Linked DNA regions of Homo sapiens: all the other regions are linked to region 1. The links are chromatin loops, found by intact Hi-C in ENCODE. Cell type or tissue: B cell. All regions are shown on one strand. Each heading gives the region's core, and the rest is flanking DNA. Links, peaks and the distances in the headings are about the cores only. Region 1 has its middle 190 kb from the start of PTGER4. Region 2 has its middle 93 kb from the start of PTGER4. Region 3 has its middle 110 kb from the start of PTGER4.

Region 1 (8,346 bases), core at 1,769-6,768:
ACTACAATTCAGTGACTTAATGTGAAATTAAATTAAGATCATGTGACATTTAGTTGAGGTCTTTTTAAATACTCAAATGCTTTTAAATATTAAGTGTTGAGAGAATCAGAGCACCATATATAAAATTTAATACTCTATTCAGTGTTTACTTACAATTTGGAGTAAATCTATGACATCAAAATTTTTAAATAATAAAACAATATTTTCAAGAGATTGTATTTTCCACACTTCCCATTATTTAATCATCTTTGAAATTCTTTCCTGGTGCCAGCAAGATACTTGTATGTTAGGGTTTTCTAAAGTCCTTTGTAAGGTGAACTTTTTGTCCTCCATCCATTCCACAGGAATTTCTCAATTAGAAGTGAAAATAAAAATTTTAAGGGACATTCCAGTGTAACTGACACAGCAATGTTTTCTGTTCTGGAATTTCAATATGAAGCTATGAGACTGCTTTCAGGTTGAATACACACTCATTTGAGTAACTTCAAATCTCTTTATGCAGCATAAAAAAAAGTCCCGTCTTTCTTATCACCCTTTCTAAAATGCAGTAGCAAAACCAAAATGATAAATCTTAGTTTCAGGCAGAAAGAGTTGTGATTTTGTTTCCCTTTCCCTTTAATTTGTAATTCTTATTTTGAGCAAGAAGGGGAAAAGGTGATTTAAAAATTTGAATAAGTTTTCTACTGGGTCCTATGTGCGGTTTAATGCCTAGGAAAGTTTATTAAGCTTGAGGTTTGCCTTTAAAAAAAATTTCTCTGGTAGGAAAGACTTTTGCCCTTACTTCTCCTTTGAGAGTATCTTTAATTAGGAAATACCCTCATTTGATGTCTGCCCAATCCAACTGCCACCGTTAGCTAATTTTAGTCTTCGCTAAAGTTAAGACAAACAATTTGGGGAATTCCATATGGTGCAAGATTACAGCCTCTTAGAATTTTAAAGCTGGGTCAGACATTCTTTAAATTAGCTCGTGACTCTCATTTTATTGATTAGAACACTGAAGACTGAAATGCAGCAACTTGCCAAAGTTTAGGCATAAAGTTAAAAGGAATTGGGTCAAGAACTCAGAATTTCTTATTCCTTGTACAGAAAATGCTCATCTATGTCCTACGCCATAGATGCATGTGTGAATAAACATTTTCTTTAAAGGAATATTCTTCATAAATGAATTTTATTTTAAAATTTATCACAGAAAGTGACTTTTTTCCTTTTGGTATAAAATCCTATGGATTTTATTTCATGTACAGATTTGTGTAATCCCTACCAGGATTGAGCACAGTTCTATCACTTTGAAAAAATTTCTCATGTCATTCTTTATGAATGTAAATTCATAAAAATACATATTTGTAAAACATAATCTAAAACATAATGTAAATTCATACAAATATATATTTGTAATTTATTTAGGAATATAAATTCAAACCCTTTTCCCAACCCCTGGCAACCATTGACCTATGTCACTATAGTTTTTTTTTTCTTTTTTTAGGATGTCTTTTAAATGTATTCTTATATAGCATGCAATTTTTTGAGACTGACTTATTTCATAAGCATAATGCCTTTAAGATTCATCTGAGTTGTTGCATGTATCAACAATTTGTTCCTTTTTATTGCTACCAGTATTCCATTGTTTGGATCTACCACGGTTTGTTTATCTACTAACCTAGTAAGGGACTGTTGAATTGGCTTCAGAGAACGGATAATTGAAAAGTTTTCCTGAGAACTAGGCAGATGGAAAAGTGTGAATCTGTGACAGGATGACCAACCATCCCAGTTTGACTGGGACTATACTGGTTTTAGTACTGAGAATTCTGTGTTCTAGGTAACTTCTCAGTCCTGTTGTTCACATGTGACTCGGGCTGATCTTAGATGGAATTGTAACCAAGTCAAAATTTGTCTGCTTTCCTGTTTCTACCTAAAGGTACATCTTTTTTCTTTTCTTTTTCTCCCTAACCAAATCCAGCTTTTATCAAAGGACCTGATAAACCCATTCACATTAAGCTGCACATTTCAGATGTAAATTTCCAAGTTATCTTATAAGGGACAGTTACATTTTAAGCTGAGGAATGAGAACCTGTAACATAGAGACATGTAGCATTTTGCAACATATAAATACAGATGGGGAGGTTTTTTTTTGAGCTTCTCATCACCCATAAAGTAATTATTCCCTTCAGAAGGAAAAGATGCTGAACAATCCAGTATCTTGTTGGTGTCTCTTTGCAAAGAAGCAACTAGGGGCAGCTCATCTTCTACCTGTGAGTTCCCATGAGTTCAGCCTGTCCTAATCTAGGTTCAAGTGCTTAATGTGTACAAATGTCTGGGCATGTGAAGCACTCAGAGTGAAGGCAAAGCCTTTAGTAGCCCTTGCAAGAGCCCCACTTCAGCTCCTGCTTTCATCTGCACAAATGGGCAAGCTGAAGAACAATCAACTCTGCATCTGAAGACTGGGCCAGGAGGTTAGGAATAGAAGATCATCTCCCAGGACAACACTCAGAAGTAGTCTGCTTAGGGATAGTAACTGAAATGTTTAATATATATGCAGGTGGCTTCATGTTATAGTGGTTTAGATTCCCGACTCTGGAACCAAATGCTTTGGGTTTCAATCTAAGTCTAGGCTTTCTACCTGTTTCCTTGACACAGTTTCTTCACTGGTAAAATGGGAATATCAATAATATATATCTCATGGGACTTTTGTGAAGCTTAGATGGAATGATGACTGTCAAATGCATTGAAGTTAGTAATGAATGTTAGCTATTTTTATGATGAAATTAAGGTGAAGGTTATGGAGGACCTTGTAATAGTATAAGAACAGATATCTCCTATGCCATTTGAAAGCTTTCTCAGCTTAAGTGGGACCATAAACACTCATTATGTCCTATGTCTGATTTCTTTATGAATAAATGAGAAATTAGTTACAGAAAATAAATGCGGTGTTTATATATAAGGCAGATCTAGATAGTCACAATAGTCAGAGTTCAAGAGGAAACTGATGGAACCAGCCTCTTTTGTTCCTTTTACCAAGAAAGAAAAACTTTCTCAGAAGCTTCCCCAGTTGAACACTGGATTGCATGGCCACCTCTAGCAGAAAGAGAGGTTGGGAGGGTAAAGCATTCCCTGGCTAAGGCCAATTATTGTCCATTGCATAATGCTAGAAGAAAATGAATAACTGGGTAGGCAAGTGACAGAGTTCACTCACACATTAGAGTCCTTTTTATTTTTATTTTGTTACATTAGCTAGCCCCAATGAATTTCTCCTTCTTGTAATCATAAAAACACATGATGCTTTTCAGATGCTCTGATACTGTCAGTTGCTTGGACTCTGGAACTCTTTCGTGGTCCATGAATTGGGCTAGGAAAAAGGCTCTTCTGCTCCTGCCTTTCAGAAGAAGATGGAACCAAGGGGGCTGCAGGTATTACTAAATACCCTCACTTGCCACCACTGCATCTCAGGGACTTGGCCCAGGCCAGGCAGAATTGGTGCCCAAAGCCCAACAAGAAGGAGTCCTGTGAAAAGGGCTGTGGTTCCTATCCATGTTCCTAGAAAAACAGCATGTTTTTCTATGGCCAGGTCATGTGAGGCATATCCCAAACTCTGTTTCTGCTGCTTCTCCGTGTTAGAGAGTTGTCTCACTACACAGATAGCACTCTTGTGGGCCAAAGCCTATGTGACCTACTATAAAGACCTGTTCATTCTGTGATATCCAGAATTATCTAGTTTTCATAACTAAATTCATAATCAAAAGAGTCACCAAATGTTAAGAAGAAATACCTTAAGCATTTGCTCAAATGGATTCATATATGTGTGAAGGATTGACAGTTCTAACCTCCTTATCAATATGGTTATATTCAAAAGCATGACTTCAGCTTACACATTCTAATAAGTAGAGGGACAGAAGAGATAAGAGAGCAGGTCTGAGGGTGTCAGGACCAAAGCCTCTTGGCTTGTAATGCAGCTGAAGACTAAATTTGAAGGAAGACTTTCTGTCTCCATTGTTCCTCCACACTACACTACCTAATCCTCAGACTCTTTCATCAGCCTTCCAATTTCCCTCTACATCACCCTTCAATTGGAATAGAATTTAGTCCTAGATTAAATGAGATATAATATATCAAGTAGTCCAAATCCTTCGTTTTACAGATGAGTAAAATGAAGCCCAGACTGGTTCATTTACACTCCCAGGATATGTAACTTCATGGCAGAAGAAAGAATAAGGATCTTTTGAACCTAGTTGCTTTAAATAAATGGTGACCTGAATTTCCTAACATCTCTGAATCACTGTCCATGTGACCACACATTCAGTTAGGCTCAAATAATACCAGGCAGGTAAAAATAGCAGTGTGGTTTGACCACTTCTCCATTTCCCTGGAGATAAGCTCACTATCACTCTTCTACTTTTGACAGCAGTGCTGTGGTTTTATATTCACTATTTTATCAGACTTCAGGTTTTAATGTAATTATGACTTGGGGCTACTTTAGAGAAAATTATGATAAAAGCATACATAAATGAGATCAGGGTGAGTCCAGAGAATGAGGAGAGAAGAGTGAGAGGCAGGAAATCCCCTGGAACTTTGCAGAGGTGCCAGGGAAGAAGTGAGAGCCATGTGGGATGTGATGCATTGGTGATGCCATGTCAAAGCCCTGGATTAGGACTCAGAAGACCTCATATACTTTGGGTGGTTTCATTTTTATGAACCTTGGTGAGTCTTTCCATATGGTTGGACCAGGTGATTTTAACTGTTACTTGTGGCTTTTCTGACTAAAGGGCTTTGTCTGAGAAAGAAGCACTTTTGAAGTGAGCTTTGTCACGTGAAGCTGTGGCAAAGATGATGTCATACAACTTTAGTTCCGGTTACATTGATCATTCACCCCAATCAGCTGACAGGCTGCGCAATGATTTTTGAATCTGCCATATAGCTCTCACCAGAATGTGGCAATCACAGGCACTGTGGACTGGGAGACGTCCTTTCAGATGTGAATGAGAAGATGCTGGAGGGTCCCCAAAGACAGAATAGAAAAATTCTTTGCTGAATTCAACCTACACCAGCTATAGGGGTTGAAAAATACAATTTAAAAATTAGTATATTCTAAATTTGGACTCAAGGGCAGATGGTTCATAATGAGCACAAATGTCCAAGTTTTCCCATCAGATGGTCATCAGAAGGACACCATGGGCTACTCAATAGGTATTTAGTGACTGTGCAGAAAGGGCAGTCATTTTAGAGAATACAAAGAAGATAGGGCTCCAAGGTAGTTAAAGCAATGGAAATAAGGCCAGCTCCCATAAATCACTTTTCAGAAATATCTCTCCAATGGGGAATGGGGGTGGGGTCAAAACAAGATACAGTGATAGAAATGGTTGGTAGATTAAATTTTGTAACCTGAATTTTTAAAGATAATAGGCATTTAAAATATTTCATCTCATTGTCAGCACAAGTTTCCAGAATTTTTGGCCAGAAAATACAATTGCTAAAAACATAAGATTATTTGTCCATGAAATTGATCATGTACTTAATAAATAGGCCTACGAGATATCAGAATGAGCCTATAATCTTTTGCCTCTTTGTTTTCCTTTGCTTGGCATTATGGTGAACTATATTTAGGAAGGCCAAACACGTTCTTCCTCAAACTTGGTTTCTCTTTGGCCAGACCCCATGTTCCCTTGTTCCTTCCGTTTCACTGGGGTGTGCTCAATGAAAAGTATTTCAATTTTAATTTTTATTAACCTCACAAATTATTTGCTGGTAAGATTAAAAAAGAAGACACATGAGCTGTGACACAGAAGAAATAGTGTTATTGGTGCTCAGTGGCTGAGGGTCAGATTTCAGTTCCTTATACTGGCTGTGTGACTTTGTACGAGTTCCTGAGTCTGTCTGGGTTTCAAATCCTCACAGAAAATGAGAATTGGAACGGGTGAACTTTAAGCCTCCGCAAACTCCAACATTTTATGTGTCTATGCATTCCAAAGTCCAATGTTAGTGATATTTAAACCCCTGGTACAGATTAGTCACACAGATGCAGCCTCCATTAGTGTTATCAATACTCATAGCTGACACTGATTGATTGCTTCCTTGGTGCCAGCTCTTTCTGAAATCGATTTCTGAAATCTTACTTATTTCTAAAATAGCTGTGTGTGACAGGTGTTATTATTGCTACTTTATAGATGATGAAACCGAGGCTAAGTGGGGCTAAGAAATAGTTACGTAAGTTATGAGGCTGATTTTGAAATTCAGGCTGTCTGACTCCAAAGCTTATGCTTAATCCAGATACCCTGAACAGTACAAAGTTGACGAATTTATGAATCAATGAGGAATATCTCTCAGAAACACAATTTTAAGGTGCAGAATATAACCCTGCACTAAACTTATTTCAACCAGGTATTTTTGTTCACTTAGATTATTTGTTTCTGGTTGAGAGAGCAGATGATTTATTTGGTCGTTCGAGGGGTCTGTATAAAAAAAATCATTTGTATCAACTTTGATAGTTGGTAAAGCCAGAGCATCTCAGTTTGGATGTCTACTTCCCGAGGAAACTGCAATCTCTCACATCCCAATTTGAGAAATACTAGTTCACAAGAGGTTTCTAGTGCCTCTTCAGAGAGATTCACACAGTTTTGGTGAATGTTGGGAGATAAAAACTATGTAAGGAACCATCACCATCCACACACACATGTCTAATTCTGTAGGGCAGGGTAGATGAAACCTGAGTTGGCTTGAAGGTTTATGATGTCAGTTCTCTGATCTGGGATGGTGGTTACTACTTCACTTTTGAGGAGTTGGGTGAACTCAAGAAAAGCGTTTTCGTTTTGTTGTTTCATCTTTCAATTAGGTGAACTTTAAAAAGGGAAGTTATTAGTTTTCTCCTGACTTTAAAATCCCCTGCCATAATCTGTCTTTTTTTCCTGTTTTGGTAAGCATTACAGTTTGTGGTATATATATTTTTTGATCTGTAGGATTTCTTCACTATATCTGAGGGGCTGCTCTATCAAGCAAAGCTTCTATATATCCATGTATTGCCAAGTAAAATTGGACCTCAGATATTCTTTCATAACATTGCAAAGACTTTACAAAAATTAAGCACAAATTACCAATCACAGCCTCCTGGTTTATACATAATTACTGTCCAGTATTTTATCACTAGCCTGATTTTTATCATTCCCTCCCATTACTATTATTATTTTATATAGTCAGTGTTCAAATTTTGGCACATATTTTTGTTCACTTAGATTATTTCCTCACATTCTCTGCTCACCAATCTTTCTTGTGTTTCAGATTTTTCTTTTGGATCATTTTCACTTCTTCCTGGAATATACTCTTTAATCAGTGACTCTTAGGTGAAAATATTCAGCTTTGTATTGAAAATTTTCAGTTTTTCTTGAAAATATCTTTATTCCGCTGTCATTCTTGAAGGATGGCTTGGCTGGCTATGTATTACCAGGCTGAGTTATCTTCTCTCAGAAGACTGAAAATATTCTTTCACAGTCTTCTGCTTTTCATTATTGCTGTTGAGAAGTCAACTCTCAATTTAGTTCTTATTTATTTGTAGGTAATTTTTCTTTGCTTTCTAGCTACTTTAAACATCTTTCATTTCTCTTTCTTGTTCTGCAGTATCTAGATATTGGTTTCTTTTTATTTATTCTGGTTGGCATTGTAGTAGTTTTTTATTGCTGTGTATAAACTACCACAAACTTGCATCTTGAAACAGCATCTCTTTATTGGTTCACAGTTCTATAAGTTTGGCAGGGTGGCATGACAGGATTCTCTGCTTGGGATCCTACAAAGCTGAATTCAATATGTCAAACAGGTTGAGTTTTCATTTAGAGGCTCTGGGGAAATTTTGCTTCCAAACTCAGTCAGTTTGTTGGCAGAATTAAATTCCTTGTGGTTGTAGGAATGAGGTCTTCATTTATTTGCTGGCTGTCAGCCAGAGATGTTTGCAACTCCTAGAGGCCACCCATATTCCTTGCCTTGTGGCTCTCTAAGTTTTCTAGCCAGTAACAATCTGTCAACTTTCTTAAAGTTGATTGTGCCACATGATATAACCTAATCCTGGGGGTAAAATTGATCATATTAACAATCCTAGAGATTAGGCAAAACATGTACACCAGGTGGCAGGGAACTGTGAAGGATGTCTTGGAATTATGCCTACCAAAGTCATTTATTGAGATTCTTTAATTCAGAGACATCTTTCCATGATCACTTGTTAACTATTGCTTTATTTTAAACACTTCATGGTATTATAATGTGTGGATATGAGATATAGACAGATTGATATCTCTCAATATGTAACTTTATATGACATATAATTTGTCTGTAATTAAAGACACGAATTCACTCTTGATAGAAAATCCGATT
Region 2 (8,346 bases), core at 1,106-6,105, 100 kb before region 1:
GGAATGTAAATTAGTTCAGCCACTGTGGAAAGCAGTCTGGAGACTTCTCAAAGATCTTAAAATAGAACTACCATTCAACCCAGTAATCCCATTACTGAGTATATACTCAAAGGAATATAAATCATTCTACCATAAGGAAACATGCACAGGTATGTTTATTGCAGCACTCTTCACAATGGCAAAGATATAGAATCAACCTGGATGCCCATCAACAGGGGACTGTAAAGAAGATATGGCACATATACACCCTGGAATACTATGCAGCTATAAAAAATGAGAGCATGTCCTTTGTAGCAATATGGATGGAGCTGGAGGCAATTATCCTGAGTGAATTAATACAGGAACAGAAAAACCAAATACTGCATGTTCTCTTATAAGTGGGAGCTAAATATTGAGTGCACATGGACACAAAGAGGGGGAACAATAAACAATGGGGCTTATCTGAGGGTGGAGGTTTGAAGGAGGGTGAGGATTAAAAACCTGTCTATTGGGTATTATGCTGATTACCTGGGTGATGAAATTATCTGTACACAGCCCCCATGACATGCAATTTACCCATGTAACAAACCTGCACATGTACCCCTTGAATCTAAAATAAAAATTGGAAAGGAAAAAAAAAAAGAAAAACTTGTTCTTAATGTTTTCATGTAACAATTATCTCAGCAAATTCCAAAATACTTTATTTACTTTTGTGTAGTAATGCTTTTATTCAAAGCAGGAATTTTGTTGCTTACACTTCTGAATGGGTATATACAATGTCTTTTATTCCTTCTTGGTGATTTTTACAGCTGATTTTTTTCCCATTCAAATTAATTGGGTTCCAGCAAGAAATTCATAATTGTAACAAAAAGATCTTGAAATATTTTATTTAGTTTGGTAATTACTGTGTCATTTGCAACATAAAAATGATATATAATATTCTTTTCACTTAAAAAAACTGTGGAAAGTCAAAGAACTATCCAACTATACTTGGCTTTGGCTAGAGCATAAAATGTAAAAAAAAATCCTTAAGATAGTATTAAAAAACAATTTGATACAGATGTTTTAATGCGAGAAGCAAGATAACAGCAATAGTTTTCATCTAGAATAAACACAATTGGGTTGCCTACTATATGTATATAAATATATATGATTTAAAGTTTATTTTGTTTTTCTCCTTGATTTGTTTTGATTTTGTCTTCAAGTGCACAGAATGGAGAAAACTTAATGGATGTCTCATAATACAACCTCACCATTGTTTTATGTATGGCCTGCTTTTATCTACTCATCCATCATGATTAATATAATCATTCATAAACTCATCATCAAAAATAAAAGCTAAATTCTTTTTTTTTTTTTTTTTTTTTTTTTAGACAGAGTCTCATTCTGTCACCCAGGCTGGAGTGCAGTGGTGTGATCTTGGCTCACTGCAACTTCTGCCTTCCAGGTTTAAGCGGTTCTCTGCCTCAGCCTTCTGAGTAGCTGGAACTACAGGTGTGCACCACCACGCCTGGCTAATTTTTTGTGTTTTCTTTTTAGCAGAGATGGGGGTTTCACCATGTTGGCCAGGCTGGTTTCAAACTCCTGACCTCAAGTGATCTGCCTGTCTCAGCCTCCAAAAGTGTTAGGATTACAGGTGTGAGCCACCACACCTGGCCAAAGACAGGAGCTAAATTCTTGATAATAACTTACATCAAGTTATATGGTTTCCTTCTTCTGTACCACCCCATTCCTAGCTTTCTCTTCCCTGGGAAGCATCACCCTCTTCCCTTGCTTTCTCTTGCTTTTCTTTTAATATAATTTATCGCATCTGTATCTATTCCTAAATAAGATATCCTACTGTGTGTGTAATCTTTTGAGAATTATGTTTAACTTAATAACATACTGCTAAGATTCATCTATATTGTTGTGTATTGCTATTGTTAATTTATGAGATTTTCGAATAGGACTTTGTTGTATGAATATGTCATTTTTTTCCATCTTGTTGATGGGCATTTGGGTTATTTCTAGGTTTTGCTTTTGTGTACAGTGCTGCTACAGACATTCTTGAGCATGTTTCTTAGAGTACTGGCACAAGGATTTCTATTGGGTATACCCCTGGGAGTGAAAGAGGGCATGTGAATGTTTAACTCCTTGAGATGAGAAAAATTATTTTCCAAAGTGATTGAGCCAATTTAATCTACTTCCAGCAAGACATAGAAGATTCTGTGGCTCCATATTCTTGAAAATGCCAATTATTGTCAGACTCAGTATTATTTTTTTGCCAAATGAACGAGTTTAAAATGATATCACATTGATTAATTCTCTGATTAATAATAATGTTGAACAGCTCCTTACATGTTTATTGACTATATGTATTTTTTTGTGTGTGAAATGTCTCCTTAGGTCTTTTGCTTCTTTTTCTATTAGGTATTTTAATAGTTTTTCTTTTTGTAAAATAAGACTCATTCAATTTACAAATGTCAATAATTTTAGAAAAAGATCAGCAAAAAGCAAAAGACTCTGTTGTGAACCAACTTTCATCATGTTAGTCATGCAAAACTTTTAGGTTCTTTCTTTTTTGTCTTGATAACAATAGCCACAAAAGATTTTTGAAGTAGCAATGGTTAGCTTCTTCTCCACAACCTTGCTACCAGATTAAAATGAATACATGTCTCAGACTGAAGTCTGTTATATAGTCAAATACATATTCAACAAATATTCACTAGCTAGCAGGTATAAAACTATTCACAAATTTGATCTGCAGGCTCCATGAAATCTCAGTCATCTGCTCTTTCAGGTGTCAGAGTACAGGTTGGCTTATTTCTATGTCATCTAGTCAGTCTCATTTGATTGAAACAATGGTTGGATATAGAATGTATCAGAGATTAGTTTCCATTCCTAAGGAGACATGTTACTCAGTTCCCTTGTACACACAAGAGTGAACAGATCTTTAACAACTCTAGACAATCCACATTCCTTGAATACCTGTAATTGCACAAATAGGAGAGAATTTCTAGCATGCATCAAGCAAATAAATAGTCATTAGTATCACATAATTAATTGGACTAATTTGACATCTTATGCATCAGCAAAATGTCTATTGTCAATCAAGATACAGACAGCAGAAGGGCTTAACAGCAGCCACTCTGAAGAGAGGCCCTTTCTAGTATAATACTAGCTCATACCTCGGTACTGCATTCTTGAAAGAATGTTGCTGAGTATCTCTAGAATCAAAGCTTAAGTGAATCAGCACTTACATACTATTACAATAATGATGCTGAAGTATTTTTTAGGAAAACAACAGTCACTGTGACAGATTCTCACAGTTCTACTTCTTTCCAGTAGACATAACTACCGTTAGTTTAATATATACTTCTCTAATAAATGTCTTATTTTTTTGCACAAAACAAATTTAGTTTAATGATTTATAAAACAAACACCTGTATAAAAAACAAACCCTAGTATATAAAAAACAAGCACCAGTATAGATCAACATTAAAGCTGAGAAACAGGACATTGCTTACACCTTCCTGAATGACTCCACCTAATTTATCCCTTTTCCTTCCCCCTCTAGGTAAGTATCCTAACAAGGACAGTAAGATGTTCATGTTCTTGTTTTCCACTGTAGTTTTACACCTATTTATGTATTCTTAAACAATATAGTTTTAGTTTACTTTAAGTTTTAATGGTCTAAAAAGGAAGCATTTTTAAAAAGTGATTTGTGAGAGGAGTTTAAATGGGTTATTTTCTTCTATCCCATCAAAGTAACCCTACAAGTTAGCTTAGCTGTATATGCCTTCATAAATCAGAAATGGTTCCATTTCTCAAGTTTGCAATGTCCCATTATGCCATCCATTACCCAAGGAAGGAATTCTGTATTTACTGGCTGTTAATAAGTGACTTTATTTTTATTTTTTATTTTTTCAACAAATCAATTAATGCAGATTATTAGCACTTTTATATAGGAATTCTCACCTCCCAATACAGAGGCTACTCAGAATGTGTTTGCTCACCCACTCAGCAAGCTCCCCAGTCTTTGACAATCATGTTGGGTCTCTAGACGTTGTTGTGTCGTCTTCTAAATCCAAGGCCTCTTATGCTAAGTTAGTGCTATTTTCTTGATGAATGTTGCTGGCAATTTAGTTTGTAGAAGGCAATTTTTGATTCCCAGTAGAGAGGAAATACTTTTAGGTGAAAAAGGAGTGCCTGTCCTCAATGAGGGCCTCTGGTGCTCAGTACCAGGGGCCACCAAAGATGTGTGAGCTGGTTATTGTCTTGTGTCATGGGAACATGTTTTGTGCCAGCCCCACCTCGCCTGTTCTAATTCATCTGCAAATAATATAGTTAGAAATGGAGGCAGAAGTAAGGCTATAGCCTTCTTCTAATATAGCTCCATTTCTGTGTCAGTTTTTGACTTTTCAGTATGTAACTTTGCTTTCATTTATCCCAATGACCCTTACATTCTTTGCTTTCATTTATACCAATGACCCTTACATTCTTAAAACACCTGGAGGTGTTTTAAGATCCTTATAGTTAAGGGTTAAGAGCAAATTCTCATAGGCCTGAGGATAGGTTAACCTCACCCTCCTTCCACTCCAACACACATACCTTTTTCCTTTAGTCGGGACTGTGGACACAACAATAATTGGTTTCTACCCTAGCTGGACAGCCAAGGGATTGCAGAGATTGTGTTGGACTTGACTTCTCCATTAATAAGAATGCTTATTGAGTGCTTACTAAGTATCAAGGGGGTGTTAATTGCTTCACATACAACATCTTATCTAATTCTCGTGGTAACTCCGGAAGGCAGATATTAAAATATCATCAGTGCATTTTACAGATGGGAAACTAACCCAGAGAGGTTAGGTAATTTCCCCAAAATTACATATTTAGTGGCGGACCCAGAATCTAGGTTTGCCTCAAAGATGTGTACTCTTAATAACCACAAAACTATATTTTCATGTTCCTTGAAGTGGCAGAAATACAGCTCTAAGAAGCTAGTTGTTCCTTTCGGTGGCTCAGAAAATGGGTAATGGTTCCAATGTGAAAATGTAGAAATGTCCTTTCTGGTTTGGAGTCCATTATGATGAACAAAGATGTAGTTGAGTTCTTTTCTCTCATTTTGGATAGTTCACCACATGTTTTGTTTAGGTACCATAGAACCCTTAGACCAATATTTTGGATTCATAGAGCAAATGCGTTGGCTATGTTAGTCGCTGGCTTGATGTAAGTCACTTACAAGTTCCTGGAATATCATCTAGTTTTATGTTCAAAATATGTACAAAATATCCCTCCCATGTGCTAAATATATTACTAAAAAAACCCACCAGGCAAAACCCCCTCAACCCCTCACCCCTAATATTAGTAATTTCAAGTTGTGTCTCTATTCAAAACTCTCAAGGTCTAATGGTGTGAAGGAAAGAATGTGGATCAAATAGTCCTCAGTTTGAATCCCCACTCTGCCTTTTACTGACTCTGTAATCTTGGGCAAGTTTCTTAATCTATCTGGGCCTCAGTTTTGTTTTCTATTAAATGGGAATATATATTAACATTTTCTTTATAGGGTTGTTGTGAGAATTAAATGAGGTCTAGCATAGTGTTTGACAGGCTAAAGATTCTCCTCTAAGCCCTGGTAAGTGTTCAAAAGTGAACTACTCTTTTAAAAAAGTTATTGTGAATTTTGTTAATAGAATTATAGAATCTAAAGGTTGAAAATAACTTTGCAGATCACTGAATGCAGGTTTCCAAACATATCTGTGTATCAACATCAATTGAAGAGCTTTAAAGTACACAAAATTCCAAACTCCAGTGGCTAGAGATACTGATTTAGTAGGTTTGGGTTGGGAAGCAGGAGGCCTGGTCTTTAAAAAGTTTCATTTATAGTGGTGAATACTTGTCGTTATGCATTTGTCAAACCCCATAGAATGTATAACACTAAGAGTGAAGCCTAATGTAAATTATAGACTTTGGGTGATAATGATGTGTCATGTAGATTCACCAGTTGTAACAAATGTACCACTCTGGTGTGGACACTGATGGCTGAGGGAGGCTCATATGTGTCTACAGGGGAGCAGGGAGTATATGAGAACTCTTCATACTTTTTTTCTCAGTTTTGCTGTGTACCTAAAACTGTTCTAAGAAATAAAGTCTATTAAAATTTCCATTGAGAATTCAGATTAATATTTAAGTTTGGGATCTCTTTAATTCACCCTCCAGAACAGAAGCACCCACAGCTGCAGCACTCCTAGAATTATTGCTCCCTTCCTGTGCTGGTACTGGAAATTCACTACCCTCACAAAGTCAGTTCCATTGTTGGGTGGCACCAGGATTCAAAAGTTCTTCCTTATATAGAACTGACATCAGCCTTATTGTAACTTCCAATCATTGTGCACAAACGTCAGCCTTATTGTAACTTCCAATCATTGTGTGCAATTCCTCCCCCTGCAGCCATGTGGTATAAATCTAATTTGTTTCTCATATGGAGCCCATTCATGTATTTGAAGGCAGTGCTCATAGTCCCCCTGCCTCTTCCCCATCCCAAATCGTCTCCTTTGAAATCTAAAGATCACTTGAACCTTCAATGGTCCTTCCTCTGACATAATTTCCAGGCAATTCCCACTCCTGATTAGTAGTTTTTCTTGGTATTTCATTTTTGGCAATATTAACAATACAATCCATCTGGCACAGATAGCAACTGTATCAGAATGGAGACACTTGCTGTGCCTGGTATTAACCTTTTGGTCGCTAGGCTGGCCATACTGGTAGATACTTGCTGAGTATCAGGCTAGTCCACCTCTCTTAGAACACAATGCCAGTATTGAACATGATGCCCTAATGGTGGTATGAGGTACAGAGTTGAGTAGGCCTGTGTCAGCTTACAGATATCTGCATCACACAGTAGGCTCTCTCTGGTGATAAAACAAATATAGGAAATATTTTCAACTGAAGAGCTGTGAAATCATTTTTATTGTACCTTTTTATTGAAATTTGTTATTTGATTTTTGAACCTGAATGCAGGTTCACCTTTATTATTTTAAAATTTTTTTCCTTTTCAATTGACAAATGAAAGTTATGTATTTATCATGTGCAATGTGTTTTGAAATACGTATACATTGCAGAAGGGCTAAATTCAGATAATTAACATATGTATTAGCTCATATACCTATTTTTTTGTGGTGAGAACATGTAAAATCTACTGTTAGTAATTTTTAGAATACAAATTCATTGTTACTAACTGTAGTCACCATGTTCTACAATAGAGCTCTTCAACTTATTCCTCCTATCTAACTGAAATTTTATATCCTTTGACCAATTGCCATTCCCCCCTTCCCTATTCTACTCTTTACTTTTATGAGATCAACTCTTAGATTCCACATATAAGTGAGATAATGTGGTATTTGTCTTTCTGTGCCTGTCTTATTTTACTTAATGTCCTTCAGATTCATCCATGTTGTTGCAAATAGTATTTTTTTCTTTTCGTAAAGACCAGATAGTATTCCATTGTGTATATATGCCACCTTTTCTTTATCCATTCATCCACTGATGAACACTTAGGTTGATTCCATATCTTGGCTATTGTGAATAGTGCTGCAATGAACATGAGAGTGCAAATATCTCTTTGACATACTGTTTTCACTTCCATTGGATATATACCCAGCAGTGGGATTGCTAGATCATATGGTAATTTTATTTTTAATTTTTTGAGGAATCTCCGTACTGTTTTCCATAATGGTTTTACTAACGAACATTTCTACCTACAGTGTTCAATGGTTCCCTTTTCTCCACATCCTTGCCAACACTTGTCATCTTTTGTCTTTTTGTCTTTTAGCCATTCTAACGTGTGTGAGGTGATTTCTCATTGTGGTTTTGATTTGTATTTCCCTGGTGATTAGTGATTTTGAAAATTTTTAAATATACATGTTGCCCATTTGTATGTCTTCTTTCAAGACATTTCTATTAATATCCTCTGTTCATTTTTAATGGGGTTAATTTGTTTTCCCACTATTGAGTTGTTTGAATTCTTTATATATTTTGGATGTTAATGGCTTATCAGATGTTAACATTTGCAAATATTTTCTCCCATTGCATATGTTGGTTTTTACTCTGTTGGTTTCTTTGGCTGTGCAGAAGCTTTTTAGTTTGATAAGTCTTGTTTATTATTAATCATGAGATTTATGATTCATTTTTTTGCTGCCTATCTTGGACTCTTGGTTTGATTAGGTAGCAGGTGCTCCTATCTCATGACTTCAGGGAGTCCACAGTTGATGGCTTTTGATACTGTTACTAATAATAAAGTTAAAGGAGATGGGGTGAAGAGACCTATAGAAATATTCAGTAGAGCTAATTAACTTATCTTTTTTTATGGTGAGAATCTTAAAAATCTAC
Region 3 (8,346 bases), core at 1,720-6,719, 84 kb before region 1:
ACATTGCTCAGCTGTGACCAGGGGTAAACTTATGGAAGGACATGGTGGCTTCCTTGGTAATCATATCATTGAACTTGAGGGAAGGGGAAGTTCTGATATTTTGTATTGTGCCCAGAGGCAGAAGTATACTGTGGAGACAAAATAATAATAGATGTCCACTACATAGCCTCTCAGCTGTAGCTGAGAGTTGCCACAGCTAAAAAGAAGCTATGTGGTAAAGTTTTGATAGAGAATGTCCCATGGGCAGACTGGATAATTTTTGAGGTGATTTCCTACAATATGTTCTAAAGTGAATATTTTATTTCTCCATAACAGGTAGAATATGATTCTGAAAAAAAGGATTATAGGAGAGACTTGGTCTAGCAGGAGAGCATGGGATTATTTGGTTTGGCAGGATATGGGGATACACAAGTCAAACTATCCGTCATTAACCAGCCATGGTAACTAGGATACTCCTATCTCTAAGCTCCCTTTTCTGATATTAAAGCAGCTATCTTTCCTTGAACTCTTAAATATCTCTCCCTCATGATACCTTAATAGACTTCTTTTTAAAAGGAGGAATAGTCTTCTTGGGTATGCTATGTGATCGCTTCTTCATTTTTGGATCAACTAAAAATAATTATTACAGTTGTCATTTATGGAACACTTATCAGTTGCTATCCATGACACATTATTCCATATAATCCTCAAATCAGCCTTTTCCCTGTTCCTTATTTCCCTGTTTCATTCTTTTCAGATGAGGAAACGATGAAGGTTAAAGTTTCGCTCAAAGTCCCATAGATAGTACACGTGAGAGCTGGGATTAGAACCCAGGTCAGAGTGAGCCCAATAAAGAAAGTCCTCTTTACATTCTGCCACATAGCGACAAGCAGAACATAATCTATGAGTTATGAGGGAAATTCAGAAATAGGAACTAAGTGAGACCTAAGTGGGTATTAATAACAGGAGGCAAAAATCATACAATAAAATTTAGAGATACCCTAATTTTAAACATTGGTTTGTAATTTTGTTCTATTCCTATTTGCTGAAAAATCAGTAATCTAGGACCTAGAATATTTGCTCTTCTGAAAGTTTTATTAGAACATTGAGCAAACAGGTACTAGTTGAAATTCAATTTACTCAACATTATGAAGCACCTGCTGTGTGCTGTGCCGGTATATGAAGCTAGGTAAGCAGTGTCAATTTTTATAAACACCTCCCAGGCATATAGAAGTGAAGGCTGTTATAGGAGGGAGGGGCCTTAGAAACTGCATGGCTTGTTGGTGGTCACTCTGTGTGCTGTAGAACCTTTGGGTTCTGCCAAGGTGGCCATTTTGGGTACAAGGAAGAAATGGAGGAAACCAAAGGGGAGACTGAATACCAGAATACTGTTTCTATCCTGCCCTCTTCAACCAGGATGGCTCCAAACTTTTATTTATTAGCCATGCCGAGGTGTCGTTATTTTACAGAGGAAGACACTCAGGGGCAGTGTGTGTCTGGGGTCGATGACATGGTGAGCTAAGTAGTCACAAAAATTGTATACTTTCATTTGCCATACTAACGAGACACACAGTACTTTTCATGCTCCTCCTACTCTTCTTAGGAGTGAGTTTAGATTTTATTGTATTTTGGAGATCCTCAGCCATATGAGTCACATTGTCCTCAGATGTCCATGTTACAGATATAGACTAATGGCAAATATGGTGACTTTGGGACTATTAAAAAAATTGCGATCATCCAGGGTGATGTAAATTGCTTTCACCTTTATTGATTTTGTTGCCAGGTCTTAACAAACTCCTTTGGGTTTGTAATAACCCGAAGCTTTAACTTTACAGTAAAGAAATTTCATGGTTACACCCTTAGCAATGGGTTAAGAATTATCACATTCTCTCAACTCTGTGTCCTTTCATCCAACATTCTGACAAAGAGGAAAAGATTCTGGGTTAGGGAAAATCACTCTATTAATTCTAGCTATTTATACTCTAATACCGTAATTTTGTAATCTTTCTTGGACACAAGATCTTTCTTGTATTTAAAGAAAAGATAAATTTCATTTTTTTTTTTAGCATTCCAACTCATTCTGCTCTTGTCTGTTAAGATGATAGGAAGACATGGAGACTCAAGTAATTCCTAGCAAGTCAAAGACTAGAACTAGTTAGCCATTAATTATAAAAACTATTTTAGATTATTGACTGGAATGACTGAAATTTAATCTAGTTGAACTTCAGAGCCCAAAATATGGACTTTTCTGCCCTTGGACACAGGGACAGAGGCAGACTGGGACTTTAAGATTGGGAGGCCTCTGCTGATGTGGAGGAGAGAAGGGAAGCGACTAAATTCAATTAGGGACTAGTAGGAGCAAATCAAATCTGCAGCTGGAAGAGATCATCCAGCAGCTGCAGCTAGATCATCATAGTGACTGTAACCCAGACAAGAAAAACAGAACGTGGGAGGCCATCTGCTTGCAATTTCCTTATGCCAGTATTAAAACAATGTTAAGGCTTACTGACTTTTTTTTAATGAAGAGAAAAAAGTTTACCAAAGATGAATGATGAATTTTTTTTGTAAAAACAAAAAAAGTAAAAATGACTTCCATTGATAAAAATCCCAATTTCTAGATATTTAGATCATTTCTTTTTGTAAAAAAAGTTTGCTATGAAAAACAATACCGTGACAAGAATTCCTTTTCCTTATTTCTTATTGGGCACATCCCAAATTTTCTCTTAAGATAAAACCCTAGGATTTAAATTTCTAGAGTGAAGGGTGCATGTATAATTAAGGTTTTAAAATATGTAATCAACATATTTTACAAGCTGTTGCATTTTTCTATGAATTTCCTACCATTTGTTTGGAATTTACAGAAATAAAGGATACACTGTTGTTCCAGAGACTCGTGAAGTTAGATGGAACTCTCAGGGGCCAAATGGATAATTTCTACTGTGTTAGGTTTTCTGAACGTTGTCTCCTTGCCAGTTCCATAACCTCTTCTAACGTCAATACTCAGCCTCCGGTCTGCTGCTGTTTCTGCTTTGTTAATACCGGAGGCCACAGCTAAATGAACCATTGGGACGATCACATTCTCTCTTTTAAGAATTTAAACTAAGAAGCTTTAAGTCTAAGACACTTAGAGTATGATGCTAGACACACTTCCAGATATGGGAACTCTAATATCTTATAGAGTTGAGGCCAAGAAGGGTCATGTGGCAAACTATGATAAGTGGAAGTAGAAAACCCTTCTATGGGGGAAGCCATAAAGAAAGAAGCAGACACTGAAAATCAGGGACTATGTAGCCCTAGGGAAAATGTAAATGGTACAGTCCCTGTGAGTCCCATCGCTAGATTCTGTAGTGTGTCCTATGGGACCTTCTTGTGCCTTCTGAAGATCTGTGTTGATCTCCATCCAAGACTCTTGACTCCAGGTTAAATTACAAAGCTTTTACTTCAGGAATATCAGTCATTTGTATGGTAGATCTTAGGAAACACAGGGGTCCATAGGCCTTCAAAAACAGAGAACCATATTTTCTGAAATATAAATTAGGTCATATCTGACAAAAGATTACTTCCCATTTTGGTGCATTTACATGAAACATTACCACACTAGAATCATTGCCCTCAGGCCTGCTCTTAACTGCTTGGACATATGGGCTTTCATTCCCCTCGAGTTTGCTTTGATTTATCTAGTATAATGGTTCTCCAACTTTAGAGCGCATTAGAATTACCTGGGGGCTTGTTACAACAGAGTGCTGGGCCCCATCCTAAGAGTTTCTGATTCAGTAGTTCTGGGATATGGTCAGACCATTTCTGTTTCCAACAAGTTCTCAGGTGATGCTGACACATCTAGCCTTGGGACCACACTTTGAGAACCACCGAACTATTGAGTATGTGAGAATGTCTCTTAGAGAAGAAAATGATGTAATTTCTAATATTTTTACTATTCACTCTTGGGAAGACCTTCTTAGCATTAACTTTTTCCTGTATCCTCTTCTCCCTTCTGCTTCTCTGCATCCCCCAGCCTCCACCCTTTGTAAATCTTTTCTCTCAGCTGCCACGTTCCACCATGGCACTTCCCACACAGCTTGGCAATTGTTGCCTGCCCAATTAACTGTTAGCATCCTGAAGGCAGGGACTTGTATGTTTTATCTGTGTATCCTCACTGACTAGCACCATACCTGGACATGGCAGGAATAAGATACAAATGTGCTGAGTGAAAGAAGGAATGAATGAAAATTCCTTTCTTTTCTTACTGATTCTTAAGGTCCCTGAAAAAGTCCATCTCTGGTGGACTTGATTCTTTCCGTTCTCCCTCGTAAAACTGGGATGCTGTTGCATATCTTTCTTGACCTATGTTCTTAGGATATAGGTAGCTCATCAGATGGATTACAGTAGGGCAAGGGAGAGGAGGTGTGTGCATGCACATGCAGATGTGCGTGCCTTGTTTTCCTTTCCTTATATTATCTCCTTGGTGTTCATCATGTGTAACAACAGCTGTGCAAGTAGGTGGAGATGTCAGGAATCTCTGGCACATCACATATCTCCTGAAGAATGTCCAGTTCATACAGAGTTTTATTTTACTCTGTGGCTTACAGCTCTTGGCTCCGCTTGAGTAGCAATGCATAACCCACAAAAGTAGATTGTCATTCATTTATGTAATTTCTCATGACTTAAAGGCCTCTTGATATAGCACAAATAAGCATTAGACTAGGAATTAGCAATCTAGGATTCTAGTCTTAGCTTAAGCTCTAATTAGCTGTGTGCCCTTAGCCAAGTCTCTTAATTTGATTGTATGAAGAAGGCTTTAATTCAAATGACTTATGTACTGTGCTCAAATCTTAACACTCTCAGCATCTGTGAAGCTAAGAGGAATATGTTCTCAAGAGTGTGACATGGTTTAGGTGTATGTTTGTTTTCATGCTAAGGTCTGACTCATGTCCTTCTAGGAGGTAGTGAGGTCATTTGCTGAAGACATTCAAAGGACTGCAAATAATGATGTGTAGCAGCAGCCTGTCCTGTGCCTTTGGATACTTTAGAAATAAATGAAAAAAGAAGATTTAAAGAGAAGGGGCCAGTCAGAAGAGATCTTTTGCATCTGTTCCCATGAAGAAGGAAGGGAGCCCTTGTCCCTGTCTGAGTCCTTAAAAGAGACCTTTTTTTTTTTTTGAGTCAGAGGAACCAGACACATCAAAACATTCTCTTCTTTGAATATTTATTTGTGTGTTGTTCTATATCTTGTCCTATGGAACTTCCTGAGGAAAGTGATTGTATGGTTGACTCCTGAAGAAGACAACGTGATCTTAGAAACATGCTCTCTAGAATCCAAAGAGAGTCCAGATTTAAAGTATCTGCATGGTCACTTGCTAACATCTTCCAAGTGTCCAGCTGTTATTATTACATTATGTTTGTGTTTGAATCTTGGGAAATATAGTTTACAACAATGTCACAATGGCAGAAGAGTTGATAAAAATGTTTTTTTCTACATATTTGACTTGTTAAAGAAAAACAATTTAGGGGAAGTGATGGGGAGGGTGGAGAAACATATTTTCATGGTGATGAAGCCGCAGCAAATTTCCAGAGGAAGACAAGCTGTCATGTTCTTGACCTTTTGAAATTCTCCATGAAGTTTAATTCTCCATCAGTTTCTAATTCATAAATATTAGTTCTGATAAAAAAATTGGAGTGGTATATCCTAAGTGCTTCATGTGAGCTGTTTTGAAGTCGATTCTTAAGCAAACTACTTGGTGCAGAGTGTAGTCTGAGATACTAACTAACTTTCATTTCCAGTTTTCTGATAGTCTTTACTTATAAATACCCAACAGAAACAAAAACCAAAATCCTCAACTCAGCTGGATTGAATGTTTGGCTGATTTATGCCTTGTTTGAATAATATTTCAATCTGGCACTCACTGGGATACTCAGGGAACCTTAACATTTTTTTTTTTTTTGAGACAGGGTCTCACTCTGTCTCTGTCACCCAGGCTGGAACTCTTGGACTCCTGCTATAGCCTCCCAAGTAGCTTGGAAGCTGGGATTAACAAGCATGTGCTACCACACCTGGCTAATATTATATATATATACATTTTTTTTTAATGGAGACAGAGTCTCTCTATGTTTCCCAAGCTTGTCTTGAACTCCTGGGCTCAAGTCATCCTCCTGCCTCAGCACCTCAAAACATTGGAATTACAAGCGTGAGACACCATGCTCAGTCCTTAACATCTTTCAAGGGATGTGATTCTTTGTGGCAGTAGAAAGGTGCTTTTGAATTCCTGGATCCTCTTTTAAACACTATCAAATTAGAATATACTTTCAGAAAAGTAAAAATATCATCACTTAAAATCAATAAACTTTTAGCTACTGAACACATCTGTGTCACCAGCACTTAGATCAAGAAGAAGAACATTACCGGCACCACATAAGCCCCCTCACAATCTATTCTGGCTCCTCATTCCTCTCTCCACTGAGGGTAATCATGACATTGACTTCTAACAGCATAGGGTGCTTTGGTACTTTGGCTCATGTTTTGGTCATATAACTTACATCATACATTATGTACTCTTTTGTTTCTAGCTTCTTTCACTCAACATTATGTTAATGAGAGCCATCATACTGCATGTGGTTGCTGTTAACATTCATTCTCATTTGTGTATAATGTGTAAATATACATTATTTATCAATTTTACTCTTGATGGAATTTGGGTATTTCTGGCTATTAGAAATGGTGCTTCTATGAGCATGCTAGGACATGTCTAGGTGAATAGATGTATTTATCTGAGTCAAGTGTGCAGATAAAAGTGGAATTGTTGGGTCATAAAATATGTATAAGCTCGGTATCAGAAGATACTGCCAGCTTCCTCAAGTGGTTGTACTCATTTTACTGTCTCATCCATGAGTTCTTTTGATTGGTACACAAAAAGTGCAAAGGAGAAAGAATGCTGAATAAAGGGCTCTGACATTGAAGCCAGATTGCTACAAAGGGTTGAATCCTGATGAATGCATCTTTTATCCTCAACACTGATCTTTTCCGAGCTCTTTTTAAATGAAACCCTAAATTGCTATGTCTCTCTTGTTCAACTAAAGGTGACTTAGATTTGCCATTCTGAAATTCCCTTATAAGATCTGAGATGGTTTAAAGTAATTTTTTAAACTGTCTATATTAAAAAAGAATTTCAAAAATTTCTGTCTAAATGAGAATATTCTTCTCTGACTAGTGTCAAGAAAATGTTAAGTGAGTGAAACTCATTTTTTCTTAATGGTCTTTATTTAATTTGTTACCAGCTTTAACTAAAGCAAGAAAGACAAAGATGGGAAAATGTTGGAATAGTCCTTATTTTTAAAAAAGTATTTTTCAATGGGTAACAATTATAAAAACATATTGATGTACCTGCCTGAGAATATCCTGAGAAAATATAATGAATTTGAATACTTTCTCACTACAAGTAAATTGATTACAAGAAAAGACACCCATTCGATTTTCTTTGGACAGCTTTCTTTGAAAGACCTAAGCATTCCAAATTACCCAAATAAATATTTCTAAATCCTTAGGATATAAATATGATTGTTGTTAATGAGCAATTTACTGTTTGTTATAGCCTACATATTAATTTTAGGTAAAATATCATAGTGTAGTCTTATGTGCTATATATGCTTCAGTCCCTTAGGTAGCTACAATTGCAGTATTTGATATTTCTTATTTGTCTTGAGGGATAATTTTATTATATCTAGGAGTCCTAGGGTATATATTCACAGCTTTATTTTTTCACCTGTTACTGTGGGCATGCCTGTAATTTATTTTGTACAAGTTTCTTACTTAAGAATACAATATGTAATTAAACATGTCTTCCTTGGAAAAATAAATCACATAGATTGCAGAAATGTATTATGAGTGAAAATGGTCTCTCTCTGAGTATGTGTTGTGTAATAGAACTCTGCAAACACACACATTCACACAAAAGTCAAGCCTTACTGTGTGAAGTAGGGAAAGGTTTTTAAGAAAAATTGTATGTTGATGGTTGCTTCCAAGATGGCCGAATAGGAACAGCTCCGGTCTGCAGCTCCCAGTGAGATTGACGCAGAAGATGGGTGATTTCTGCATTTCCAACTGAGGTACCTGGTTCATCTCATTGGGCTGGTTGGACAGTGGGTGCAGCCCATGGAGGGTGAGCAGAAGCAGGGTGGGACGTTGCCTCACCAGGGGAGTGCAAGGGGTCAGGGGAGTTCCCTTTCCTAGCCAAGGGAAGCCATGACAGATGGTAACTGGAGAAACAGTACACTCCTGACCAAATACTGTGCTATTCCCACGGACTTAGCAAGCAGCCAACTAGGAGATACCCTCCCGTGCCTGGCTCGGTGGGTCCCATGCCCACGGAGCCTTGT

The links. A loop is a pair of places that touch in the nucleus more often than their neighbours do. Peaks named below come from ENCODE experiments on the same cell type or tissue, not always from the same donor. Only the 100,000 strongest peaks of a DNase experiment are listed, where the experiment ranks them.
Region 2: it touches region 1 in a loop (2.5-fold over the local background); 4 of 110 quality-filtered maps call a loop at or near these places.
Region 3: a loop joins it to region 1, with 2.9 times the contacts of the local background. A loop is called at or near these places in 3 of 110 quality-filtered maps.

What each region holds. Positions count from the first base shown.
Region 1 is chr5:40,483,069-40,491,414 of GRCh38, reverse strand. No RefSeq gene overlaps it. Among named protein-coding and RNA genes, the nearest start is that of PTGER4, 190 kb to the left of the region's middle. RefSeq lists a cis regulatory region at 908 and enhancers at 833-982, 4,610-4,669. In B cell, for the core only: no CTCF peak of the experiment used is centred there; DNase peaks (open chromatin) are centred at 4,364, 4,794, 5,814 and 6,744; H3K4me3 peaks cover 2,295 bases; H3K27ac peaks cover 2,948 bases.
Region 2 is chr5:40,582,260-40,590,605 of GRCh38, reverse strand. No RefSeq gene overlaps it. Among named protein-coding and RNA genes, the nearest start is that of PTGER4, 93 kb to the left of the region's middle. In B cell, for the core only: no CTCF peak of the experiment used is centred there; no DNase peak of the experiment used is centred there.
Region 3 is chr5:40,567,161-40,575,506 of GRCh38, reverse strand. No RefSeq gene overlaps it. Among named protein-coding and RNA genes, the nearest start is that of PTGER4, 110 kb to the left of the region's middle. RefSeq lists an enhancer at 4,327-4,556. In B cell, for the core only: no CTCF peak of the experiment used is centred there; DNase peaks (open chromatin) are centred at 4,606 and 5,666; H3K4me3 peaks cover 677 bases.